Regions from separate parts of the Homo sapiens genome. Here region 1 is linked to region 2. Evidence: chromatin loops called from intact Hi-C (ENCODE). Cell type or tissue: mammary epithelial cell. All regions are shown on one strand. Links, peaks and the distances in the headings refer to the core of each region. The heading gives the core; the rest is flanking DNA.

The links. A loop is a pair of places that touch in the nucleus more often than their neighbours do. Peaks named below come from ENCODE experiments on the same cell type or tissue, not always from the same donor. Only the 100,000 strongest peaks of a DNase experiment are listed, where the experiment ranks them.
Region 1: a loop joins it to region 2, with 6 times the contacts of the local background. A loop is called at or near these places in 2 of 110 quality-filtered maps.

Annotation. Positions count from the first base shown.
Region 1 is chr5:40,741,574-40,749,912 of GRCh38, reverse strand. TTC33 (tetratricopeptide repeat domain 33) reads left to right here. Exons shown (of 5, transcript NM_012382.3): 2 at 2,894-3,115. The coding sequence starts at 2,895. It also overlaps a transcript of PTGER4 not described here. Among named protein-coding and RNA genes, the nearest start is that of TTC33, 10 kb to the left of the region's middle. In mammary epithelial cell, for the core only: no CTCF peak of the experiment used is centred there; no DNase peak of the experiment used is centred there.
Region 2 is chr5:39,396,292-39,404,630 of GRCh38, reverse strand. The region is part of intron 1 of DAB2 (DAB adaptor protein 2); the gene reads left to right. Among named protein-coding and RNA genes, the nearest start is that of DAB2, 25 kb to the left of the region's middle. In mammary epithelial cell, for the core only: no CTCF peak of the experiment used is centred there; a DNase peak (open chromatin) is centred at 4,930; H3K27ac peaks cover 1,721 bases.

The DNA of each region.
Region 1 (8,339 bases), core at 181-8,180, 1.3 Mb before region 2:
TTTCACCATGTTGGTCAGGCTGGTCTCAAACTCCTGACCTCGTGATCTGCCCACCTCAGCCTCCCAGAGTGCTGGGATTACAGGCGTGAGCCACTGCACCTAGCAAGGCATGTACATTTTTAAAGATATGATGCTATAACACTTAATTAGACTATAGTATAGTGTAAACATAACTTTTATATGCATAGGGAGACCAAAGCATTTGTGTGACCCACTTTTTAGTATTATTCACTTTATTGCAGTGGTCTGGAACTGACCGTGCAACAACTCTGAGATAGGCCTGTACTTATACATCACTTCAGCCATGTGCATCAGTAATGAAGACCTTGAAACCTGCTCGAACTTATGCAGTATTTCATTTCTCTCCCTCCCATACTCCCACAGTGCCCATTCTTTGGTAGTTTCATAAAGCCCTCTGATTCGTTGCTTTTCTTTTCTTTATGTTTTTTGGTTCATTGCTTTTTTTCTCTGTTTCTCTAGTTGATCATTTGATCAAAATCTCCTTGTGGTTATAGACTCCTTTAAGAATGGAATGAAAGCTTAAACACTATTCTCCAAAATGTACACAGATATAAAGAATTTTGTACAATTTATATACAGTTCCCAGTGTTTCTTAGTATCTTGAAGACCATCTATACAACTAGTAAATTTTTGGATCCCTCAGTTAATCTCTTCTCTAAATAAATATTTGTTGAATTATTTCAGGATTTCTGTTAACTTTGTTTTATCATTTATCCTCTCTTTATTTCTTACATTTGTATATCATTGCAGATTTACTGAAAAGTTCAGCATTTGTTATTTATTTATTTTTTGAGATGGAGTTTTGCTCTGTTGCCCAGGCTCACTGCAACCTCCGCCTCCCGGGTTCAAGCAATTCTCTTGCCTCAGTCTCCTGAGTAGCTGGGATTACAGGCATGTACCACCACGCCTGGCTAATTTTTGTATTTTTAGTAGAGATGGGGTTTGGCCAGGCTGGTCTTAAACTCCTGACCTCAAATGATCCACTGGCCTTGGCCTCCCAAAGTGCTAGGATTACAGACGTGAGCCACCGTGCCCGGCCAGCATCTGTTATTTTAAAATTTACCCAATAATTTTGTGAGTTAAGTCGTTTACCAAGTTTGAATCTTTTAAAACCTTTTTATTATGGAAAATTTTAACACATATGAAAGGAAAAAGTACAATGAACACTATGTACTCATCATTCAACTTCATTAGTTATCAATTAAAAGCAATCTAATTTCATGTATATTTTCTCTTGCATTGCACTCCCAACCTCCACTGATTGCTTTAAAACAATTCCTAGATGTCTTATAATTTTATATGAAATATTTCAGTTTATATTTCTAAAACCTAGGGGTTCCTTTTGTAAGCATAATTACAATACCATTATCACACCAAAGAAAAAATAGCCATAATTTGCCAGGTGCGGTGGCTCACGCCTGTAATCCCAGCAATTTGGGAGGGTGAGGTGGGTGGATCACCTGAGGTCAGGAGTTCAAGACCACCCTCACCAACATAGTGAAACTCCATCTCTACTAAAAATATAAAATTAGAAGGGCATTGTGACGCATGCCTGTAATCCCAGCTGCTCGGGAGGCTGAGGCAGGAGAATTGTTTGAACCTGGGAGGCAGAGGTTGCAATGAGCCGAGGTCGTGCCATTGCACTCCAGCTGGGGAAACGAGCAAAACTCCATCTCAAAAAAACAAAACAAAACAGTGATTTCTTAATATCATCAAATATCAAATCGGTGTTCCCATTCCTCCTATTTCATAAATGTTTCCTTCTGGCTGGGTGCAATGGCTCACGCCTGTTATCTCAGAACTTTGGGAGGCCGAGGTGGGCGGATCTCCTAAGGTCAGGAGTTTGAGACCAGCCTGGCTAACATGGTGAAATCCCGTTTCTACTAAAAATACAAAAAATTACCCAGGCGTGGTGGTGCCTGCCTATAATCCCAGCTACTCGGGAGGCTGAGGCAGGAGAATTGCTTGAACCTGGGAGGCAGAGGTTGCAGTGATCCGAGATCGGGCCGTTGCACTACAGCTTGGGCAACAAGAGCAAAACTTTGTCTCAGAAAAAAAAAAGTTTTCTTCTCATTGGCTTTTTTGAATCAGGAGTGAAACAAGATCCACATGTTATGTTGGTTAGTATGTCTCTTAAGTCTCTCTTAATTTAGGGGTTACCTTGTTCTTTCTCTTCTTTCTTTCCTGGCAGTTTATTTCTTGAAGAAACCAGCTTTATTTTCCTTTAGTTTCTGTTTTTTGCTATCTGCATCTCTGATGTGTTATTGAGCATGCTTCACTTTATCCTGTATTTCTTATAGGTAGAGGCCTGATCTGACTCAGGGTTAATTTTTGTAGGAGTACTTACTTCATGAGTGACATGCTACTTCCATCAGGAGGTGTGTGATGTCCAGTTGTCTTTCTTAGTGATGTTAGTGGCCATTGATGATTATTGCCTACAGCCACTAATTAGGGTTGAAAAATGGTGATAGTCTAATCCTGTTATTTCCTCTTTACCTATGGGTTGGAATACTTCCATAAAAGACCAAGTTTTGGGCCGGGCGTGGTGGCTCATGCTTGTAATCCCAGCACTTTGGGAGACCGAGATGGGCAGATCACCTGAGGTCGGGAGTTTGAGACCAGCCTGACCAACATGGAGAAACCCCGTCTCTAGTAAAAATACAAAAATTAGCCGGTGTGGGTGGTGCATGAGTGTAATCCCAGCTATTCGGGAGGCTGAGGCAGGAGAATCACTTAACCCGGGAGGCGGAGGTTACGGTGAGCCGAGGTCGTGCCATCGTACTCCAGCCTGGGCAACGAGAGTGAGACTCCATCTCAAAAAAAAAAAAAGATCAAGTTAGAATTTTAAAGCTGTTTCTTTGTAATTTTCCAGAATGGCTTCCTTTGGGTGGAAGAGGAAAATTGGTGAGAAGGTCTCAAAGGTCACTTCCCAGCAGTTTGAAGCTGAAGCTGCTGATGAGAAGGATGTAGTTGACAACGATGAAGGGAACTGGCTTCATGCCATTAAACGTAGGAAAGAAATTCTTCTTGAAGGCTGTGCTGAGAAAAGTAAACAGCTGAAGGATGAAGGAGCCAGTTTGGCTGAAAATAAAAGGTATGTATTTAAAGTTTTTTTTTTATGGAGAAGAGCTTACATTTTCTAGCTCACTGTCCGTAATGGGATGAAGAGTTATGAATTTGATAAATTCATGTTTAAAAATCTATTCTAGGTGCTAAATTAATCAAAGAAATAAGGTGTTTCAAAGTCACCTGAAAAATGAAAGTTTGTAAAATAGTTTTCAGGATGCAATGAAAGTTTGTAAAATAGTTTTCAGGATGCTAATTATGTCCCTGCTTTGCCATCATTTTTGTTGTGCCTAAAGAAGAGTAAATGCTAAGTAAAATGTAATTCAAGTGATTGGTCAGTAAAAGGTGGTCTTATCACTGGAAACTTTCTGCTTATAACATTATGTATCAGGTAAATTAGGCATTTCCTGAATAGCTTTGAGGGCACATACATAAAAAAAAATAGGTATTTAGTTATTCTTTGCCATTTACTTCTTATATACTTAAGTAAATATGACTTGCTGTACAGGAAGTTGATAATAGCTTCATTTATTTTTAGCCCTTCTTTAGCTAAGTTGTTCCTATATGCACCCATTTCTTTTTTCTTTTTTCCTTTCCTCTTTTTCTTACTTTTTTATTCCTTTTCTCCTTTTTCTGCTTAGATTTTTAAGAAGGACCAAAAATCATTTTTCATTAGTCAGTGGGGAAAAGACAAATTTTTTAGTAGATTCTGTTGAGAAAACTGGATTACTACCTAGAGGAAAATAAAACTGTGTCTGTATCTAATACCATGCACAAAGATGGACCCTGGAGGGATTAAAAATTTGTGAAAGGTAAAACTATGCAATTAATAGAAGAAAATATAGAATGGTATCTCTAATCTATGGTGGAAAAGGCCTTTTTTATTTTGAAAAAATTTCAAATCTGTATTAAAGAATAGTACAACTGGCTGGGTGCAGTGGCTTATACTAGTAATCCCAGCACTTTGGGAGGCCAAGGTGGGAGGATCGCTTGAGCCCAGGAGTTCGAGGATGCGGTGAGCTATGATCTTGCCACTGCCCTCCACCCTGGGCTACAGAGTGAGACCCTGTCAAATAAATAAACAAATAAATAAATCGTATATCTAGTATGATTCCAGTTCCAGTTTTAAAAAATTCTGGCTGTGTGTGGTGGCTTGTGTCTGTAATTTCTGTGCTTTGAGAGGCCGAGGCAGGAAGATTGCTTGAGCCCAGTGGTTGAGGCTACGATGAGGTGTGACTCTGCTATTGGGTTCCAGCTTGGGTGACAGAGTGAGACGCTGTCTCCAAAACAAAACAAAAGAATAGGACAATCTCGTATTTCCTCTATCTAGACTCAACAATTCTTAATATTTGCTTTATCCCTGTCTTTCTACACATGCATACACATACACACACACAGGCATACATAATTGCATATTTACAGGGTGTTTTTGCTGATCTATTTGAAAGTAAGTTTCAGACATTATGACACCTACTCCTAATTCCTCATGTTTTTTCTAAGAATAAGGATATTATCTTACCTAACATATCTTTTATCAAACCTACAAAAATTAACAATTTTATATCTAATATTAGTTCATGTTTAGGTTTTGCCTGTTTTCCCCCAAATGTCTTTTACAGTACATGTTTTTAAAACCAGGATCTAAGGAGTTCACAGATTATATTTGGTTATTATGTCTCTTTAGTGTCTTTTGGCATCCTTGGGTTTTCTACTTTTATCCCCCATGACACTGACTATTGGAAGAGTCCAGACCAATTTTCTATTTGATTGCTTCCTTGTGTGTATCATTTAATTTGTTCCTCTATCTCATGTGTTTCTTGTAAACTGAAAGTTAGGTGTAGAGATTGAGTCTAAATATTTTTGGCAAGTATATGTCGTAGGTAACATTTGTGCTTTATACTGCATCATATTGGGAGATAAATAATATTATATTGCCATCTCTGTTAGTGCAGCCATTAGAAAGACATTGTGCCTATGTCTGTCTCTTTGCTGTGTTTGGTATCTGTTGAGAGCCATATTTTTATAAAAATCTTAAAGCATTGTCCTCTGTGAAGAAAATATATTAGAAAAATTACACTTGACAGTATAAGAATTGTTGATTTGAATAAATACATGATTTTTAGAAGACATATGTATGACCAGCAGGAATAGTAGCCTAATAGGCCTTTGTTTGGGACAGAATACACTTCAGATCATCCAGAAATCTAAAATCAGGCCTGTGTGCCTTTGACTGGTATCTTCCATGTGGTGTTGAAGAGTTTGAGAATTTAAAAGAAAATGAATTAATACTAAGCAAGACACACTTTTTTCTTTGTTCCTTAAAAAAAAAAAAAAAAAACTGGTAAGAGTGGTGATAAGATTTCTTGTTAATAATTTTTGTAAACATGAATCAAAGTTGAGGAACCAATATATTAGCTTTTAGGTCTGTTTTTATTTTTGATTCTGGTGTAATCTTTTATTATAACTTAATATAAAACAAAATGTGCTTAAGCTATGAAATACTAGCATCTCAAATTGGGAATAAAGGGTGGAAAATAAATAGCAATCAAGATCAATTAACTTAACTAGCTAATGTTAGGTTGTGAATTCTCATTTGTGGTATTTTAGGCATAAAGATTTTTATCTCACAGAACTCTGTAAGATTGACTAGTCTGTCTTAGAAGAAAACCAAATGTAAATTCTCCTCATTTATGAATACTTTGAGTACATCCATAAAACATCTTTAGGAACTCCTGTAAATGCCTGTTAAAAGTTCATTAACTTTTAACCACACTAATGTGTGGAAGGAAAAGCTGTTCTGTTATTGCCATCGGATTCCCTCTGAATTTCCTGTGACAGAGAAGAGATATCAGCATTGTAGACAAACACAATAACTCTTGTTTTCTGCCTGTATGTCGAAACATTGAGTCATTTCACTAAAACCAGTGGGATTGGATGCTTTATTTTGGATGGAGAACACTATAACATGATTACATTTTTTGCTCTTTAGCATTTATTTTTGAGTAATGTATATACTGCTTTAGAAAATAACTACAAAGATATATATTTTTTTGAGGTGGAGTCTTGCACTGTTGCCCAGGCTGGAGTGCAGTGGCGCGATCTTGGCTCACTGCAACCTCCTTCTCCTAGGTTTAAGCAATCCTCCCTGCCTCAGCCTCCCAGGTAGCTGGGATTACAAGTGTGTGCCACCATGCCCAGCTAATTTTTGTATTCTTAGTAGAGATGGGATTTCGCCATGTTGGCCAGGCTGGTCTTGAACCCCTGACCTCAAGTGATCTGCCTGCCTCAGCCTCCCAAAGTGCTGAGATTGCAGGTGTGAGCCACCATGCCCAGCAAAAAAATATTTAAGAGGCTACTAAACTTGATTGAAAGTAATATAAGGAAGAATAATTAAATTAGATTAAAAAAAATACTGAGTCCCTGCCTACCAAATCAACTTCATCTTAAACTGTGCTTATTTTCACTACATTTTAGCCAGATGGGCCTTCTTCATTTTTTTGAACATAGTTATTATACAACTTTGTGCTATGACTCTGTCTGAAAACCTTTTTTCTCTGGTTTTCTGCTGCCTGTCTTCCTGTCCTTTGGATTTCTGCTCATTTGTCATTTTCTCAGCAGTCTGCTCTCTGATTACCCAGTCTGAAGTAACATCCCTGTACTCACCCTTTTTCTATCACATCAGTGCATTTTGTTTTTGAGCATTTCTCCCTTTTTGAAGTTACTGTATACACTTATTTAGTGTGTTTAGAATATTTTGTTTATATGTTGTTTTTCTTTTGTAAGAATGTAAGCTCCAGGACAGTAAGGAATTTATCTAACTTGTATAGTGTCTTCAGCTCTTAGAATAATTTGTGGCACTTACTAGGCCCTCAGTAAATATTTATAAAGCTGTGATGTTTTTTGGCTGTATTATGGCTAAAAACGTTTTTATAAGCTAGCTACCATTTACTGCATGATATCTATAGAATATACGTTTAAAAACTCCAAATTAGAATATAGTATTCTGAGAATGTATTTTATTTCATACCCAAACCACAAAGGACCTTTGGGAATAAAATTTTCTCACCCTCCTCCCGAATGAAAATATGGCACTTGATAATAATTGCTCTATTCTGGGTCTTATTCTTTTTCTTCTTTTTTTAATCTCACAAGGATGGCAGGATTCTTTTTCTCATAACCCTTACTCTTCCCATTCCCCTGTTGTTTTGTGTACAGAAGGCTTTGTTTATGCAATAGGAAAATAACAACAGATTTTACAATACAGTGATTATGGTCTGGCATTAGTGCCAGATGGCTTTGTTTCTTATCCTAGTTCTGCTGTTGACCAGCTTTGCAATATTAGGCAAGTTATTCAGCTTCTCTGTGTTTAAGTTTCCTTTTCTGCAGAAAATATCTACCTCAATGCTGTTGTGATGGTGACATGAATTTACGTATGTAATGTACTTAATATATTGCCTGTCATGTAGTAAATACTCAATAAATATTAGTTATTATTATTATTACTATTATAGTAGTCCTAATTATTCTGTGTCCTTGATTGGCTATATATTTCTTCACTTGCAATTGCCTCATGGGGTTCTTATAAGGCTGAAATCCAATAACGGATACAAAAATACTTTAAAAAGTAGGCATGGATTTCTACTGACAGCCATGAGAGAGTTTCTAGAACTAGACCTGGATGGCCCCAAACAACTAGAAAATTGGACAAAAGATATAAAAAAAAAACTGTTTTCAACCATTGGACAGTAGTCAGCATAGGACTCTTATCTTTGAGAGAAGGGGCAAAAACAAGATGATCCCTATAAGCTTCCTTAATTTCTTTTTTTTCTTTTTTTTGAGACAGAGTCTCGCTCTGTTGGCCCAGGCTGGAGTGCATTGGCATGATCTCGGCTCACTGTAACCTCTGTCTCCCAGGCTCAAGCGGTTCTCCTGCCTCAGCCTCCTGAGTAGCTGGGATTACAGGTGTGTGCCACCACGCCTGGCTAATTTTTGTAATTTTAGTAGAGATGGGGTTTTACCATATTGGCCAGGCTGGTCTTGAACTCCTGACGTCAGGTAATCTGGCGTTCTTGGCCACCCAGAGTGCTGGAATTACAGGTGTGAGCTACCGTGCGTGGCTGAGCTCCCTTAATTTCTACCTGAAGGTAGTCTCCAGGGAATGGGCACACAGAAGAGGAAACCAGATAGACCACAGTGGTCTTGCTGCGTGAGGAGATGGAGATTGGACTTTGGAGAGGCTGACACAGCTAGAA
Region 2 (8,339 bases), core at 271-8,270:
CTCCATCCTGGGAGACAGAGCAAGACTCTGTCTCAAAAAAAAAACCCAAAAACCAAAATCCAAAAACAAAGAATGTGCCCTTATTTGGATGCATAAAGCTTCTTTGAAGTTTAAACTCTTCTAAACGTTCTTTATAGAGGGGACTGTTTCTTTCTTTTTTTTTTTTTTTTAGATAATAATACATGCATTTATTTTTTATTTATTTATTTTTTTAATTTTACTTTTTCTTTTTTTTTATTATACTTTAAGTTTTAGGGTACATGTGCACAATGTGCAGGTTAGTTACGTATGTATACATGTGCCATGTTGGTGTGCCGCACCCATCAACTCGTCATTTAACATTAGGTATATCTCCTAATGCTATCCCTCCCCCCTCCCCCCACCCCACAACAGACCCTGGTGTGTGATGTTCCCCTTCCTGTGTCCATGTGCTCTCATTGTTCAATTCGCACCTATGAGTGAGAACATTGACTCAGCAATCCCATTACTGGGTATATACCCAAAGGATTATAAATCATGCTGCTATAAAGACACATGCACACGTATGTTTATTGTGGCACTATTCACAATAGCAGAGACTTGGAACCAAGCCAAATGTCCAACAATGATAGACTGGATTAAGAAAATGTGGCACATACACCATGGAATACTATGCAGCCATAAAAAATGATGAGTTAATGTCCTTTGTACGGACATGGATGAAGCTAGCAACCATCATTCTCAGCAAACTATCGCAAGGAGAGGACTGTTTCTTATGCTCCAATAAGAGACATTCTTAATAACAAGTTATTAAAAAAAACAAAATGGGTAGAGGTGGGTACAAAATTAGGATGGGTTATAATGAGTCCAGAGTATTGAAAGTTGCCAATTCAAGAGCTTAGACTTCCTATCATGCTCAAAAAAAAAAAAAAAAATTCCAAAAAAACTAAAACTAAAAGGCCAAACACTGAATAGTAGAGAATGTACCGAAATAAATTTAAATGCTTTGATCTGCAAGTCTCAGACCTAGGCAAAGCAGCCAAATCAATATTAATGAGACAGTTTGACCAAGTAACTCCTGCTACCTAGGCAAAAAGGAATCTAGTGACAATGTATAATGAGACCATGTAAGATCCTTTTTCTATTTTGATTCAGAAAACATCTATAAAATACCATGTTCAAATTACCCTGCTAAGCTATCTTCTTGTTCTTTTGCTTGGTATATCTGCTAAATGGAAGGCATTCTTGGTTCAGTCCCCATGTAATGGGCTTTGTACATCCTGTTTTTAAAAAATGGTTTTTAAAAACAAACACAGGTAATCTCTAGGAATAAGGCATTACAGTCTCATGCTAGATCTTTCCTGGTGCCAGCTTTGTCCCCTCCAGCTATTTCACAATTAGACAAGTCAAACTCTCTTTCTTGCCCTCAGTTTTCTAATCATTATAATAAAATGATGTGGCCAAATTATTCTCTATTTTTCTTCCAGCTCAAGTCTAACCCACTTGGTATTTCTTTAAGCAGATAAAGCGTTGTTAAAGTAAACCATCGCACCTCACATAGGTCAGTATATTGAAATGATTTAGGAATCTTTAAAATATATTGATACCTGGGTCTCTATGCCCAGAGACTGTGATCTAATTTATCTGGGAATGCCATGAATATCAATGTTTTAAGAATTCCACAGTAAAATTTTCCCAGATGATGTGAAGCAGAGCTTCTAAACTGTCCGTGATAATGACGTAGGCATGAATTTTAACTCAGGATTCATTGGAACAGGCATCTCTGGGTAACTTAGAGTAGATTTTGTTCCCAGAGTCTGTTTCTATCAGAACCCAACTTTTGTAGGCTCAGAAGGCAGAGCTGAGCAGGAGGTGGCTCTTACACTGGCAAACCATCTCACTTTTCCACCTGGGCTTTACTAGTTAAAATACTAGGCTGGGTGCAGTGGGTCAAGCCTGTAATTACAACATTTTGAGAGGCCAAGGCAGATGGATCACCTGAGGTCAGGAGTTCAAGATCAGCCTGGACAACATGGTGAAACCCTGTCTCTACTAAAAATACAAAAAATTGGCCAGGTGTGGTGGCTGATGCCTGTAATCTCAGCTGTTTGGGAGGGTGAGGCAGGAGAATCACTTGAACCCAGGAGGTGGAGGTTTTAGTGAGCTGAGATTGCACCACTGCACTCCAGCCTGGGCAACAAGAGCAAAACTCTGTCTCAGAATAAATAAATAAATAAAGTATTACACCATTCCACCTTTCCACTTATTAGTCATTTGAGCATAGGTTCTTACTGTTCTAAAAGTGTTTAAACACTTACTGTGGAAATGCAATGTTGGAAAGAGCACAAGACTACACAACACATAGCTTCTGTGACCTAGCTTTGGTTTAATAGTAGCTACTGATATGGTTTGGCTTTGTCTCCACCCAAATCTTATCTTGAACTGTGGCTCCCATAATTCCCATGTATTGTGGGAGGGACCTGGTGGGAGGTAATTGAATCATGGGGGCAGTTTCCCCCATACTGTTCTCTTGGTAGTGAATAAGTCTCATGAGGTCTGATGGTTTTAAAAGGGGTTTCCCTTTTCGATTGGCTGTCTTTCTTGTCTGCCACCATGTAAGACGTGCCTTTCACCTTCCACCACGATTGTGAGGCCTCCCCAGCTACGTGGAACTGTGAGTCCGTTAAACCTCTTTTTCTTTATAAATTACCGAGTCTCAAAAATACAAAAAATTAGCCAGGCATGATGGCAGGCGCCTGTAGTCCCAGCTACTTGGGAGGCTGAGGCAGGGGAATGGCGTGAACCCGGCAGGCGGAGCTTGCAGTGAGCCGAGATCGCACCACTGCACTCCAGCCTGGGCGACAGAGCAAGACTCCGTCTCAAAAATAAATAAATAAATAAATAAATAAATAAATAAATAACCCAGTCTCAGGTATGTCTTTAACAGCAGTGTGAGAACAGACTAATACAGCTACCATTTGTTAAGCACTTTCTAAGCCAGGTGCAGCTGTCGCTATGTAAGTTCTTACTGATTTTTTTTCTAATAGCTCAGCAAACTATATTCTCATTTTACCAATGAAGAAATGAACATTAGATAAATTGTCTCAAGCCACAGAGCCAGGAAATGATGAATCCTGGGTGGGTGGGACTCACAAGCCTGAGCTATTAGCTGCTATGCTATCCCACCTCTACCCAAAGTTAACTGTTTGATAGAATCTTAACTCTGGTCTGACTTGGTTCCAAAAACAGGGAAAGCATCTTGGTTCAAGATTTACTAAGTCCTCTAAGTCCTGCCATATCATTTTCAAAGATTAAAGGCAATGATACCTCCTCGCTGTAAATGCATAACTTGTGGATAGCTCATTGACTCGGGCTTGTTTTGTTAGTGAGGCCCCTACAGTAGTGTCAGCATTTACAAGAAAATCTTCTAAGGACTCCTTTTCAGTATGCATTAGCATAGTCTCATTCCTCAGTGAAACAGGCTGTAAAAATCTTACTGTCTGCTCAGTTTGGTCTTTGCAGAGCAGAAGAGCCTTCCTAAAAGCATAAGAATCCAAAAAAGCAGTTAAAGGAAGGATTTGCATAAAGTATCAGAAACAGTCTAACTTTGCTACAGCATCGCTGGTAATGACCCCTATTCTTAAAGAGCTACTTTGAAGATAGCAGTGAAGGCTGTTTGCTGCCCTCTTGGACCCCGAGGTCTGTCTTAGAGGTTAATATTTCACATGTTGTCCTAATTCCGCACTTTAGCTGAGGCAGGCAGAAAGTTCAAAGAAACAAGGAAGCACATTCTCTGTCCAGTACAAAGTACTGGACATTCTAAACAAATATGTTTATGTTGCTTTCTTCTTGAGTCTCCTTAATTCCTTTCCCTGTGTCTATTATATGTGGCTTCTTGCTAAAAATTAATGGTGTGTTAATGTCAGTGGGATGATGACTTTTTGAAAGTAGCTTATAAAATCCAGGTTAAAATCAGTGGGATTCAAGAAAAGACAAGAGAGACAGTATATATAAGAGAAGAGAAAACACAGACTATGCTCACTTTGAGCCCAATGGCTTATGGCGGATTGATTTTCTGTTGCTGTGTCCATTTCATTATTCATAAAATAGAGACACATTCAGCCGGATGCGGTGGCTCACACCTATAATCCCAGCACTCTGGGAGGCCGAGGCAGGACCTGAGGGAGGTCAGGAGCTCGAGACCAGCCTGGCCAACATGGTGAAACCCTGTCTCTACTAAAAATACAAAAACTTAGCCAGGCATGGTGGTGGGTGGCTGTAATCCCAGCTACTCGGGAGGCTGAGGAAGGAGAATGGCTTGAACCTGGGAGGCAGAGGTTGCAGTAAGCCGAGATTGCGCCACTGCACTCCAGCCTGGGCAACAAGAGTGAAACTCTATCTCAAGAAAAAAAAAAAAAGAGAGACACATTCTGTTTCATAGGCCTTTCGGAATAAGTGTTCTTAGTGGTTGGTATACTAGGTGTTTGTCCCATTCCCCTTAATGTTAAAAATAAATTCCCTACCATCTGTTGAATGGGGCTACCACTAAGTCCTTAACTCAAGTTATTCCTTTTACCAGCATTTTGAGACTGGCAAAGCACTTTTCCTGCCTGCTCTGTATAATTAGGGTAAGAAGGTAGGCTTGGGAGTCACAGGGGAGGATGGTTGACACTTGTATTATGATATTGCTTCAAAACCTTGGAATCATTAAGTAGTACCATTGCTGATGCCAACACATTCCTACTGGTAGAAAGGATAAGGATATATAAGAAGTGCCAACCAACTTTACCCCTATAAAGCCTAGACTAATCATTGTCCACCATGCTGGCAATTGAAGGATTCAAAACACTAGACATTTTATATGAATCACTAAGGACTAAGCAACAGCTGATTTTTATTATTGCAAAGCCCATAGTCATTCTAAGATGACTCATGCAGTCTTCCAGAATAAATTTCTCAGAGCCTTCTCAGAAACCAGGAGAGATGTTGCAAGCTCCAGAATCTCTTGCAGTCATCTGATGCTAGTCCCACAGAAGGGGGAAGTCTCTGCATTCTTTCAGGGAGATTTGCATTAAGTCCAAAATCCAAGTTAGAGATCTTCACTTAAATGGAAGCTAATTTTATTCATATAGCAGAGTTTCCTTTACAGCTTTCTGTTCTATCTGAGGCCTTAAAAAGGAGTCAGGACTATAAGATAACTTTAGATCTTCCTTTGTTTTTACATGTGTCATCTTACTTCTCTTTTCAATCTTCTAATGAAGGAAACAGCCAGTCCCTGAGAACCAGGATAACAAACTAGCTATTTTTAGATGGGGAACTGTGCTTGTGAGCCTTTTTATATGTTTTTGAGCTTTCATTTGTAATCCTTGCCTTGTGATAACACCCCTTGGGTGTATTTCCTGACTAATTTTGCACTTTTTGAACTGAAGGGACCTGAGACTACACCCAACGAGTGAGAAAATTGTATACTTCCTCCTTGTGCTGCACTCACTTGCTTCCCTTTGTAAGAAATTTTTACCATCCTAGAGCTTTCAAACAGACCCCATTGCTTAACATAAGCTAGACACTTTCTTCAACAGAGCCCCAGTTTGGAAAGGTAATCAAAGGAATTAACTAGGGGACTTTTGGTCCTCAGATCCCTTTTCTAGGCCCAATCCCTTTTTTAAATTCAACTCATTAAAAACCCTGCTAAAAGTTTTATGGATGCAAGTGACAATATTCAAATGCATTACATTTGAATATTGACTATTAAGTTTAAACCAATTATTCTCTACAGATGGATCTAAGTCTGTAAGTGAGCTGCCTTCTACCCACTGCATGTTAAATGATAACTTGCCTATTTGACAAGTCTATGATGGGGACGTGCTCTTTAAACCTTGGGAGAAATGTGAATTATCACTCTGGTGTATGCATAACTGGATGTACACTTTTGTTAAAATCTTGCAATAAGTCTTGAACATTTTTTTTGTAAAGGGGTTTGTAGTCTTGGGGCCTGTAAGCAGAGTCTACCTTCTGATCATTTCAGGAAGTAGAGATAGATATATTTTCAATTGTATGGCCTACAATGGAGACTTACCCTTGGCTATTGCAACTCAACATACACATCCATTTTCTTCAGGGAATTTATATTACAGAAACTTTTCCTCCTTATTTTTTTCTTCCTTGTCCCTTGGAATTGCTCATACCCAAATGGCGAAAGGATATAGTCAAAGGAAATCAATTACCTTTAAAGCAATTCCAATGCTATGAAAAGCTGTATTTAAATATCTGAACAGAGAAATTTTTGCTATAAAAACTTACAGCAAGGTAATGCCACTCACCTTAGAATCCTTCCATTTGGCCCAGTCTGCCAACGCTAGATTCGATACCTGGTCTTCAGCTACGTCTTGTGTTACTTTTATGACTAAACCCAGATGCCACCGTTCCCTCCCCCAAAACCCCTCAAAGTGCTTTGTGGCACTTCTCAAATTCTTTTAAAATAGTCTCATGTAAGAATACAAATTGCCAAATTTAATGAGCTAAGTCTTTTCATGTCAGAAATAATACCTTGCAGTGAAGTATGATATCCGGCTTCAAAGATGGGCAACAGACTCTTAAGCCCAGGTCACTTTTTCAGCCAGTGATTCTAACCCAGTTCTGGGCCATCTTGCTGCTGCTATCAACACATGCATTGATGAACTCAACATAATACTGACCTAAGCAAGACAGATCTGAAGGTATAGTCACACACACTTCAATTGCCTCCCATGAAGAAAATAGAATGTATTCTGTTTTGGAATATATTGTTGCAGTTCTTGTTCTGGGCCTAGAAAGTTAAAAGTAGATATCGAAGTATATAAATATAGCCTTGAAAGCCAAAATAATATGGTTTTTAAAAGCATATAAGGATTAATATTCAAGTGAAACACTTGAATCTGCCACATTTAGGGTACCCTTAAAGAATAGTTTTTTGATCTGGAAAATCAAAACAGATTAGCCTTACCATTGTGTCAGTTGGAGTTCAGTCCACACCAGTTATTTTAAAAGATTTTAATGTTAAGCATTAATTCCCACTCGAATACTAACCAGGCCTGACCCTGCTTAGCTTCCAAAATCAGGCTTGTTCATGGTTGTATGGCCGCAGATATTAAGTGTTAACTAGGTATAAGTTGTTAGCTAGAAAACTGAGAGAGTAAGAAGAGAAGATCAAGTCATCACTGGGTAAGTAAACTACAGAAAGCAGCTACCACCTCTAGGGCTGAGGGGACAAAGTTAAGACATTGGAACCATCAAAGTTTATAAAGCTTGCAGGAGGGGGTCTCATGGTGCTGATACTGAGGCCTCTGAGAAGGGAGTACTGCTTAGCTAGTACTGGAGTCCCTGTGCTCTGAGGGCCTGGGACCTGTTGGCCTGGAGAGAGTATGCCAGAGGGCTGATGCTGATGTCTCCAGGACAGGCATGATGAGACTAGTTCTGCAAGTGTTAAAACTGGATTCAGGGGCTGTTTTAGGAAGAAACTCTTGCTGCTGGAGTGAAGAAGTTCTACTAGAGTCACACTCCCAGGAGTCTCAAGTCATAAGGAAGTCCATGTGGAGCAAGCAGACATGTCCGAGTCCCTTCACCAGCTTGGCAGTTTCCCTCCAGCGCACCTTACTGGCAGAGCCAACATGCAGCCAGCAGGCAAAGCAGGAATGTTTGCACAGTCTAGCTCTGGCTTCACTAACCGGAGATAGAGGTGGTTCTGAAGCTGAGACAACTTAAATGGCACAGATCACCCCTCCAGCTACTCAGCATCCACATACACCCTTCCACACCTTTCAACTTTTCCTCTGACAGCCACACAAGTGTTTCCATCTAAAAAGGTGCAACTGTCTTTCATTCAGAGAAAGATGTTCTCACCCTCTCCCCAAACTGGGAAGCTGCAAAGACCCCATAGGCATCACATTCATTTCTGGAAAACGGTTACTGTCTTTGGGCTACATTAACCACCCCTAGACTTCAGTTGCAGTCCCATCTGAATAATTCACTGCCTAAAGACAAAATTGTACATTTAACTTCAAAAATACTTGCATTAAAAGAGAAGATAGAGAGATAAGAAAATAGGTAATACATACCAGTGTATACACATAACAAGCAAGGAAGAAAATACGCATAGCTACAACTGCCCTCATTACCATCTGCATGAATGCCATCTATATCCCAGACATTGAGAAATGAGTCTCCTACATTCAAGGAGATTATAGTCCAGTGTGTGGGCAGACAAGCAAATAGACTTGTGTGTAAACCATGCAATGGACATGTGTATTTCAAGAGGACTACGTGAAGCTGTGCTGGAATACAGCTTCTCAGCTGAGATTTGTCACTGCAGTGTTGAGGAACTC